2 separate regions of the Homo sapiens genome follow, and region 1 is linked to region 2. Evidence: chromatin contacts called from ENCODE Hi-C or POLR2A ChIA-PET data. All regions are on one chromosome and are shown on one strand. The core of a region is the stretch at or near the end of the contact, and the rest is flanking DNA. Distances in the headings are between cores, read along the strand shown.

What was found. A loop is a pair of places that touch in the nucleus more often than their neighbours do. ChIA-PET counts read pairs that join two places held with the same protein, here RNA polymerase II (POLR2A). Pooled maps may share reads with other maps.
Region 1: a loop to region 2 is called in a pooled map, with 4 times the contacts of the local background. The contact joins the enhancer-like site here to the promoter of CBLB in region 2. A Hi-C loop is called at or near these places in 1 of 37 single-sample maps with no recorded cell type and 2 of 50 pooled maps. POLR2A ChIA-PET finds 5 or more read pairs at or near these places in 1 of 52 experiments (OCI-LY7).

Annotation. Positions count from the first base shown.
Region 1 is chr3:112,115,173-112,119,565 of GRCh38, forward strand. C3orf52 (chromosome 3 open reading frame 52) reads left to right here. Exons shown (of 6, transcript NM_024616.3): 6 at 1,470-3,038. The coding sequence ends at 1,474. Among named protein-coding and RNA genes, the nearest start is that of MIR567, 4.6 kb to the left of the region's middle. RefSeq lists enhancers at 1-23, 34-83, 314-403, 960-1,019. Within about 2 kb of position 3,144, at least 5 of the 41 ENCODE cell types and tissues checked have a DNase peak (open chromatin) inside an H3K27ac peak, as active enhancers do; they include OCI-LY7, where a contact is called at or near this core.
Region 2 is chr3:105,867,329-105,872,238 of GRCh38, forward strand. It overlaps CBLB (Cbl proto-oncogene B), which reads right to left and starts at 1,684. Exons shown (of 19, transcript NM_170662.5): 1 at 1,408-1,684; 2 at 82-263. The coding sequence starts at 249. RefSeq lists a silencer at 1,653-1,882.

The sequences.
Region 1 (4,393 bases), core at 1,894-4,393, 6.2 Mb after region 2:
AATATTTGAGCCATTTTATGTTTTCAGAATGTGAGTGTCACTGCCCTCTCAAAGGGAAGGGTGCACAGAGAAGCAGTTGGGAAGTGAGGAAAGAAGAAGAGGGACTCATCGCAGGCATGCAGGCAGATGGGGGATGAGCTCAGAGGCAAACTCTAGAGAAAGGGAAAATGTGTCAGGGAGAGGCCCAGGGCCCTGGGAGGGACCAAGAGGGATGGAATGAGTTCTTACGCCAGTTTCTACGTGCTCATGAGCTGTGGGCTTGGGGGATTACCATCCCCGCCCTGTGATTACCCAGGCAACTAGTTTCCCACAATGGTAATGTTCTTAGTCTTCAAAGAGCAAAGATTCTTAAAATTGTTTGGTTTGTGTGCTCCTTAGAGAATTTGAAGACAGCTGTGTACCTTCTCCCCAGGAAAAAAAAATGTACCTACTTCTCCCCACAACACAAAATTGTACAGACAATTTCAGGGATTCCGAGTATTTCCCTGAGGCCAGCCTATGGTCCATTTGGGGTTTGTATATGTGCGCTTTAGAAGCAGAATCCAAAATTAGATTGTAATTTAGATTCCTGAGGGGTTTTGTGTGTGTTTGCTTCTCATTCTCTAATTTGGAAATACGGCGATTATTTTGACCTGACTGCATGCATATTTGGATGCCTTATAAAAATAAAAACTTAAAATATAATGATAAAGGAATTTTTTAAGTCCATCATCCCTCACCCTTCCCTATCTTTGGTCTTCTTCACCTCCTAGATGAGTGGGGCCCTGGGCTAGGAGGGGGAAGTCTGTTTTACAAAGGTCGAAGAATAGGTCAGCATCATGAGTTATTTTGGACACAGAGGAGGTACTTGGTACTGTTCTCACATGGGAAGGAGTCAGCTAGTAGACTGAGTAGGGAAAAAGGGCAAAACCAGGATTTTTGTGAGAGAGAAGAGGAAAAAGCCCCAGGTAGGGAGAATAGTGAATCTTGTCAGTCCTGTCAGTGGTGGCGAGGCTGGACTCCTGGTCTGTAGACCCCGGCGGGCTCCCCCTGTGTTGTGTCTGCTTGGGGCTTTGCATCTGCACCTGCTGTGCCCTAGGGTTCACACCATTTCTCTCATCAGAATTTCTCACAGTATATTTTACACGTTTTAAAAACGGAAATTTTAGAGTTTATGGTTAGATTATGAAAAGGGACTGGATGTTAAAATGTCCTTAGCACCCAAAAACCACATCATCAAAATTATTTCTCATGCATCCTACCCAAACAAATAAGCAAGAAACAATAAATGTCATTTGCCTTTTGAAATGTATTCAGAGCGGTGTGTGTGTGTTGGACTGAAGACTAAATTTCCTCTGTTAGGAATGTATAAACCTTGCAATTTTATCTAAGATTTTACACTAAAATTCAATGAAATGAAATGAAAACGTAAGCATTTAATAGTGGTTTTAAAAATCAGTAACTTTTGTTCATCTGTGTTTTCTTTTTAGAATGAAGTGATGGAGGCTGGTCTCTGTCTGAAAGCAGTGCTCTACCAAGTCCTGGAGATGAAGGGAATTCACTCTGTTTTGCAGAAAAGATTCTGTGGATTAATACAGAAGCACCAGCAACACCAGAGGGGTGGAGACTCCTTTCTCTCCCGATTCTACAGTCTGGCTCTAAGCCCAGTAAAACAGCTCCCGAGCACTGCTTCAGCTGGGTCCAGTCTTGACAAAGGCAGGAAGCCAGCTAGGGTGGGGGCGATAGGGTCAGCGGGTATGTCCCACTGTTGGAGGTCACTGGTATTCTGTTTGTTTTTGTTTTGTTTCGTTTTGTTTTTTGAGACAGGGTCTCGTTCTGTCGCTTAGCTGGAGTGCGGTGGCGTGATCATGGCACTGCTATTCTTGAAGCACTCCACCCACCTGGGCTACTTTTTCTTTAGTGCAGAGGTGCACTGTCTTCTTTTAGGTGGGATCGCGTAAGCATGAGCTGGTAGAGCACGGAGAGGCAGGCAGCCAGGTTACGAAGACTAAGCCAATTATTCACTGAAGTCATCCTCCTCCCCCCCACCATTCGATTTGATCTACCTCTAAGCCAGGCTGTGAAGAAAAGGAAGGCACTTTAGAAGACCTCAGCAGTGTGGTTCTGTGTCTACTTCCATGACCTGTACCTGAGTATCTTAGCCAGCCAGCCTTAGGAACACCACCAAGGTTACTTTGAAATCTATGTATATAGCTAGTTACAGACGGGAGCTATGTGTTTCTTCATTATTTTGCAGCTCCTCGTTGTTCCTGTGATTCCTGAACACCTTTTTGGAAATATGGGTCTCTGTGAGTTTTGAGCACACTACTATCACTTTGGATAGTCACTCCATTTATATTTTTATAAACTTCCATTAGAGAATCATTAAGGCTGTTTAATATCTGCTCTGGATATTACGCATTGGCTTTTTGTTGCCTAGTGCTACAAACCTTCCTGTGGGACTCAGTGTCTTCAGGCAATGATTGTGTATCCTGTTACAGATGGTTGTGATACAAGAAGAACCACTCTTCTTTGAAAATAAACTCTTGGAAGCTTTTGCCAGCTATTTGGGGGGTAGGAGGAATATTAGCAACTGTATTGGTTGTCTACAGATACAGAATTGCCTGTTGTGAGGGAACTGATTGTTTTGTTGGGAAAAGAAATTTACCAGGAGAAAGAGTTTTGTGCTGTATTGTGAGAGATCTCGCCTCTCAGTTAAATGAGCCCTGGGTTAAAGTCAGTGTGAAGGGCAGCTGTGTGCGGGCACGAGCCAGAGTGTCTGCCTCAGACTAGATTTGACTTGAGTTCTTTATGACCCAGGACTCTGGATAATGTGAATTTGCTTTCCTATTTAACTAGAAGATACATGTACTATAGATCATTGTCTCATTTTAGTGATTGTTCCTTAAACTAGTGAAACTAGTGGATTTCTCTTCTTCCTCTTTATTTTCTGCATGTTAAATGTGAACCTTAGTGTATTTGTATTTTGTAGAAAATAATGAAAAATTTTAATGGAGAATGATTTAAAAACATTTACAATACATTATTTTTGCATCTGTGTTGTTGCATTCCCATTGGCTGAGCTTTGGGCTGGGTTTTTGTTTGTTTGTTTTTTGCAGTAAATGGTGTTGAGCATAATTTTTTTCATTTCCCTTAGGGCAGCTTCCTCTTCTGGGTGAATAAGATCAAGCCAAGTTTGGCTGGGGCGGCCTGGGTTCTCCCCTCTGTTCCAGCAAGAGCAGGCAGAGGCCATCCCCTCCTCTTTCTCTGAGGCCCTCTCTGGCAGGACTTGGTATCTGAAAGGGCTTGGACTTGAAGGAACAGCCTGTTCATGTCTGGAGGCAGGATTTGGTTTTGTTCTTCCCTTCTTGTTCAGAAAGCACCAAGATGCAAGTACCTTGTCTTGGGTTTTGACCATTTGCAAGTCATAGAGAGGACTTTCCATAGATTTGACTTTTCTGCCCAAATGGTATGGGAAAAAACTAACCTTTGTGACTAACATATTTGGTGGTGTTTGAAAAAAAACGGCCCTTACAAATGCACTGTTCTGCTATAGGAGATAAATCTACTGGTCATCACACAACATCATGATGAGCATAATGCCTGGTACATAGTGAGGTTTTAATAATTGAAGGATTTGAGAAGAAAACTGCTCTTCTCTGGATGTCACTTAGATATGGATAGAATGGCAACAGCCATATCAGCAGAACCTGCTCCTGTTCCTCTGCCAACAAAAATTCCAGCCATGTGTCTGATTCTTTTTTGCCTTTCAATTTAATTTAGTTCTACAGATTTGAAAAAATGATGTGTTTTATGGAAGGCTATGGGGATACTAGTGGAGAAGACAACAATAAGAAAAGAAGCTGTTAGTCTTATTAAGGAGTCAGGATCAGTACAGATGAAACAGGAAACAGCAGAAAAAAATACCCAGGGGTCAAAAACAAAGGCAGTCTGGGCGCGGTGGCTCAAGCCTGTAATCCCAGCACTTTGGGAGGCCGAGGCAGGCAGATCACCTGAGGTTAGGAGCTCGAGACCAGCCTGACAAACATGGTGAAACCCCATCTCTACTAAAAATTAGCCAGGCGTGGTGGCAGGCGCCTGTAATCCCAGCTACTCAGGAGGCTGAGGCAAGAGAATCGCTTGAACCTAGGAGGCAGAGGTTGCAGTGAGCTGAGATCACGCCATTGCACTCCAGCCTGGGTGACAAGAGTGAAACTCCATAACAAACAAACAAACAAACAAACAAACAGAAACAGTAGGGTTGCGGGTGGTCAGAGAAAAGAGTGGTCAGTATAATCAGAGGACGTTTTTTTGTAGGAAGTAGGACTGAAGCCGAATCCTGAAGCACTGGTGGGATTTGAATAAGAAGATTTGCCTTCCTTTACACATGTTCGTGTCTTCTTAGGATGAGGTA
Region 2 (4,910 bases), core at 434-2,933:
AATTAACAGTATAAATAAATCTGGAGAAACCACAGACAAAGTGAATAGTGTTTCGCACAGGCAACGTCAGACAGAACTTACCACTTTGTCCATGAGCTTCCAAGTCTTCTCCACGGTCCTGCGATCTGCGGCAGCTTGCTTAGGGGGTCCAACTGCATCCTGAATAGCATCAATAATACCCAAAATTCGACCTTTTCGGGGATTTCCTCCTCGACCACCAGGGTTTCTGCCATTCATTGAGTTTGCCATCTGGAATTTTAGTTCTTTAAAAGGCAGATTTAAAAAAAGAAAAGTTAGTTGGTTTTGAAAATATTTACCCACCAGAAAACTAGAGACTAACTTGTACCACTGCATCTTCCTCCATCGATTAGAGCAAAACCAAAAGTTCCGGATTCATCTTTATCAATAAGCTTGTGAATTTACACTCTCAATCTTTACACACAGTAGTTTTAAGAGCAGTGATCCTAGATTTGCTTTTACAATACTAAGAGTTAAAGATGCATCCTGCTCACGTTTCAAGTAGCTAAGGCTGAACTAATACTCAACTCATAAAAAAAAAAAAAAGAACAAACAAAACTTAAACAGGTTTCCCCCACCTAGATAAAAACAGAATGTTCTTCCCCTCCTGCCTTAATTCCAATTCAAAATACCAGAACAACTGAAGGTCCTATCATACATTTTGGGAGCCTTACGCAGAAACTTCACTTTCACTCTGTTAGATTTCTCCAAGTTACATAAACATAAAGATTATCCTACACAAACGTAAGGGACAGCTCTGTTGTCAACAAAAGCGCAGGGCATGTCCCACACTAAAACCACCAAGTACGGACACACGAACACCTTTCTTTAAATCAACGCGGTGAGTCGTTATTCCCAAGAACCAAATGAAATTAACACACAAATAGCCCATTTGAAAAGAGAAAAGAGAAAAATGACAAGAGCGGCCACGGAAAGGAGGAGTTCACTTCTCTGGCTCCTCGCCTCTGCCCTCAACCCAAAGCTTTGTTTCAGGACGCCTGTGTCCCTTCCCTGCTCAGGCCCCTTCCCGGCCCCTCGGGTCTGAGCTGCAGGAGGAAGGTGGACTGGGAGGGGACAAAGTGTCCCTCCCGTGCCCGCAGCACCGTCCGTCTAGGGCGCGGGAGGGACACTGTGGGCTCGGCGCCTGGGTGGACGCGCCTCCCGGCCGCCTGCTGCAGTCCTCACCGCCGTCTGCCTGGACGCCCTCTCCCTCCTCCCCGGCCTGCGGGTTCTGGTCTTTAAATGCCCCACTTCAAACTGGACGGCGGCGGCAAAGGCAGCTGAGAGCCAGGGCTGTCCCCTCTTCCTCCTTGGCCCGCGCCTGGCTACCCCGGGCCCCCGGGCCGGCAAGAAGTGTGGAGCCTCCCCGGCGACCCCTTCCCTTCTTGCCTTTCGGCGCCGTAGCTGTCCAGAGACACGCGTGTGCGCGGGTCCCACTCCACACGCACGCAGCCCAGTGTGTGTGGGGAGCCCCGGCTGGGAGTGGGATCGCTGAGAACAGCTCGCTCCCGAAGAAGGAGCAACCCAGCGCGCAGGCCTCCGAGACGTGGAAACGCAACAATTACCGTCAAGACAAATCCACACCCGCTCTCCCCTCCCGCCCGACTCGGGGAGGCCGCGGGACGCCGCAGCAGCACTAGCAGGAGGAGGAGACCGCTCGCTGGACACCCCACCCCTGTGGCACACACAGGACCCAGGCTCGGGGCGGGGCGGGGCGGGGGCGGGGCCGGGCGCCGCTGAGCCAATGCCGCGCAACCGCGCACTGCCCGACAGCGGGTGCAGCCAATGGACGGGAGGCGCCCGTCCTCCTCGCGCTGCCGCCCCGTCCACGTCCTCCACAGTACACAATGGCCCCAGAGGAAGGCCCGCTCGCAGCACGTCAGAAAGGAATTGGACTCGGAGAGAAATGAGGGGCCTGGACTCTCCCGGGAACGAAAGTGGAAACGGGAAAGGAAATGGACGAAGGGATGCAAGGCACGAAGGAGCTAACCAATAAGGGGTGGCAGGTGGGCGTGAGCGTCGGGACCGGGAGCCAAAGCCATCTGGGGCTGAAAGGCGGGACTTCCTGCTTCGCTTACCTTCCTAGTCTTTTGTTTCATAGCAACAGAGTAGTGGCTGGAAGGGTGTTGCTTCTCCGCTCTGGGCGGGTCCAACGCTGGAGAAATTCATCTCCCTAGGGCTGCCAAACCCTTCTACCCAGGACAGCAGCCAAACAGGTCTATGACGTTGCTTCTTGTTGGCTATCAAAAAGAGCAACAGCCACTGAGCTTCTAAAATGCAGAATAAATCTCACAGAGAGTAGGCTGGGGTGACATCTGAATGCCAACTGAAACTTCCCAAGTTTCCGAGTTTCTCTTTTGCTGTTAGTTTTAGAGGGATTGCAGACCAAACATCAGGCTGATGAAAAAGCAAATAGTTGACAACGCTGGCCAAACAGTCTCTGCTAATCATGCCAAAGCAATAAAAGTACCAGATAATGGGAATTGCTGATAAATACCTTGCACCTTTTTACTTAGTGCAAGTTTCTGCCTAAATGACTGAGGAGGAGACAGCTACTGTGTTTTGTCGGAGTCACCTTTACATAGATTTCTATCCATTTAAAAACAACCTTACTGTAGCTGCCATTCTCTACCAGCATTGTTACCTCTTTCTGTGGCTCCCTTCTTTGTGCTCTTAAAAAGGCCGACATCTGGCTAGTCTTTAAAGGAGAAAGCTACTGTGCTGGGACTTGTCTTTCAGCAATATCATAGGTTAAACAAATGCCTTCCATTTATTTCAGTTTACTTCAATCCCACCACTCATGCTACCAACAATTGCTCTGGACTTCATACTTTGGAACTTTCTTTCCACTACAGTTGATAGCGTTTATTACACTTTTCAGCTTGGACATCTCAGATGTTCTGATATTTTACATTGGGTTTTTTGTTTTTGATTTTGTTTTTTCAAATCTTGCTCTAACCACGTAACCTGATAAAATGTTTCTCAATGGTTCTAACCACTTTCTAGCAACTAAGAATTTTAATACTGTAATTATTACTATGAAGGATCCTGAGTTTTCCTTTACAGCCTTGAATTTACATGGTTAAGATTTTAATTTGACGAAAACAGAAAAAAAATGTGCCTTTGCAACCAGTCAGGTGATAAAGTGTGATTCAGGAAGTAATTTTGTTTCCTTGTCATTATTTCTGTGCCAGTAATTAAAGAGTAGTTCCTTGTTTTCACATTGCATTTATCTACAAAAGTGCTGGCCTCTCCATATCTCCTCCACCCATCCATATCTCTTTTACTCATAGTCGTAGTAGCTACATTTACTAAGGGGAGACTGTAAAAGAAAAAAACTGTGTTACCTTTAAAATAAATTTTAAAAGAATTAATGTGTAGAAGCATGTAGCAAAACAGTGGCTTAAGGGAACATTATAACTAAGTATATTACTTATATTCATATCTGGATAAATGTAAAATACCCAAAATACATGTTATAGCATGTGCCATTCCTTTTATATGGTGTTTTGCAACTGAAAGAGATGAGTTAATGAGAAAATGGCATTGCCTATGGTATCAAGCATATCATGTTGATATAAATTACAAGTTTTGAGGTGTATGGTTTGACGTATTTTGAAATATATGTATGTGAGATACGGTAGCATCCCTTACCACTTATTTGCCATCTCACTTTCCTTGGTTCTAGTTACCTGTGGACAACCAGGGTTTGAAAATAGGTGAGTATAGTACAAAAAGATATTTTGAGAGAGAGAAAAATACCACATTTATATAACTTGTATTACAGCATATTGTTATTATTTTATTAATAGTTATTGTTATTAATCTCTTACTGTGACTACTTCATAAACTTATCATAGGTATGTATGTATTGGAATACTCATAGTATATATAGCGTTCAGTATTTTCTGAGATTTCAAGCATGCACTGTGGGTTTGAGCATATCCTGTGGATGAAGGGAACTGCTGTATGTACATATGTACGCATGTGTGTGTGTGTGTGTGTGTGTGGTCAAGAAATTATAGCTTATCATCAACTAGCTATTTTATCAAGCAATCTGGAATCCAGGTTAAGTTCTGGTGTAGCAGGGTTCCCAGTTGAGCTGAAACTCGGATTCAGTTTGGTTTTCTCTCATAAACTGATGGAGCAGTAGAAGTCCTCCCTGCCAATTATTAGAAAAAGTAAATGTGCACGGGGAATAAATAACTGCTGGGATAAAACTTCAAACCCCGGGTGCCTCCAGTAGAGACACAAGAGATAAAGCACAATAAAAGATGCATGCTTCAGGACTATAAATAAGAAGACAAAGAAATGTTTCCATAAGAGATTTTAGGACATAAGCAGTAGTACTTCAAGCTGACAGAGTTGGCTAGAGAAACAGTCACCTCATTTCTATAGAACAAGTCAGTCCCCAGTAGGGTGCAGTTTAAAGTGAATGCAGCATCAGTTAGCAGTGTGGGAAATTGTAACCTAGAAAGAACATGTATATGGCCTTATTACGGGACAGCAGTGTTCTACTGGAAGATCCTGACATAAGACAGAATGGTGGCGCTCCTACATGAAGGATCTTGTAAGCACAAGGGTGGCTAGTAAGTGAGTAATGTGAGCAAACCGGTCATAAGGACATGTGAGACCCTTCCCCCAGGTCTCCCAGAAAAGAGGGGGAGACTTCGTGGCAAGAATACTTAAGAAATTATGTAGAAACAGCTGTGAACCCGTGTAATTTGAGCATTACTGTTTGACATTAATATATGTACCAATAGGCTGGTGCCATCTAGAAAAATGCGGCTTAAATTCCAGTCTGTAAACACAAGACATTAAGGAAAAAAAAGACAATTATTTGAGGAAAATATTTAGACTTTTGTCATTTGCTTTAATTTTTCTTTTCTTCT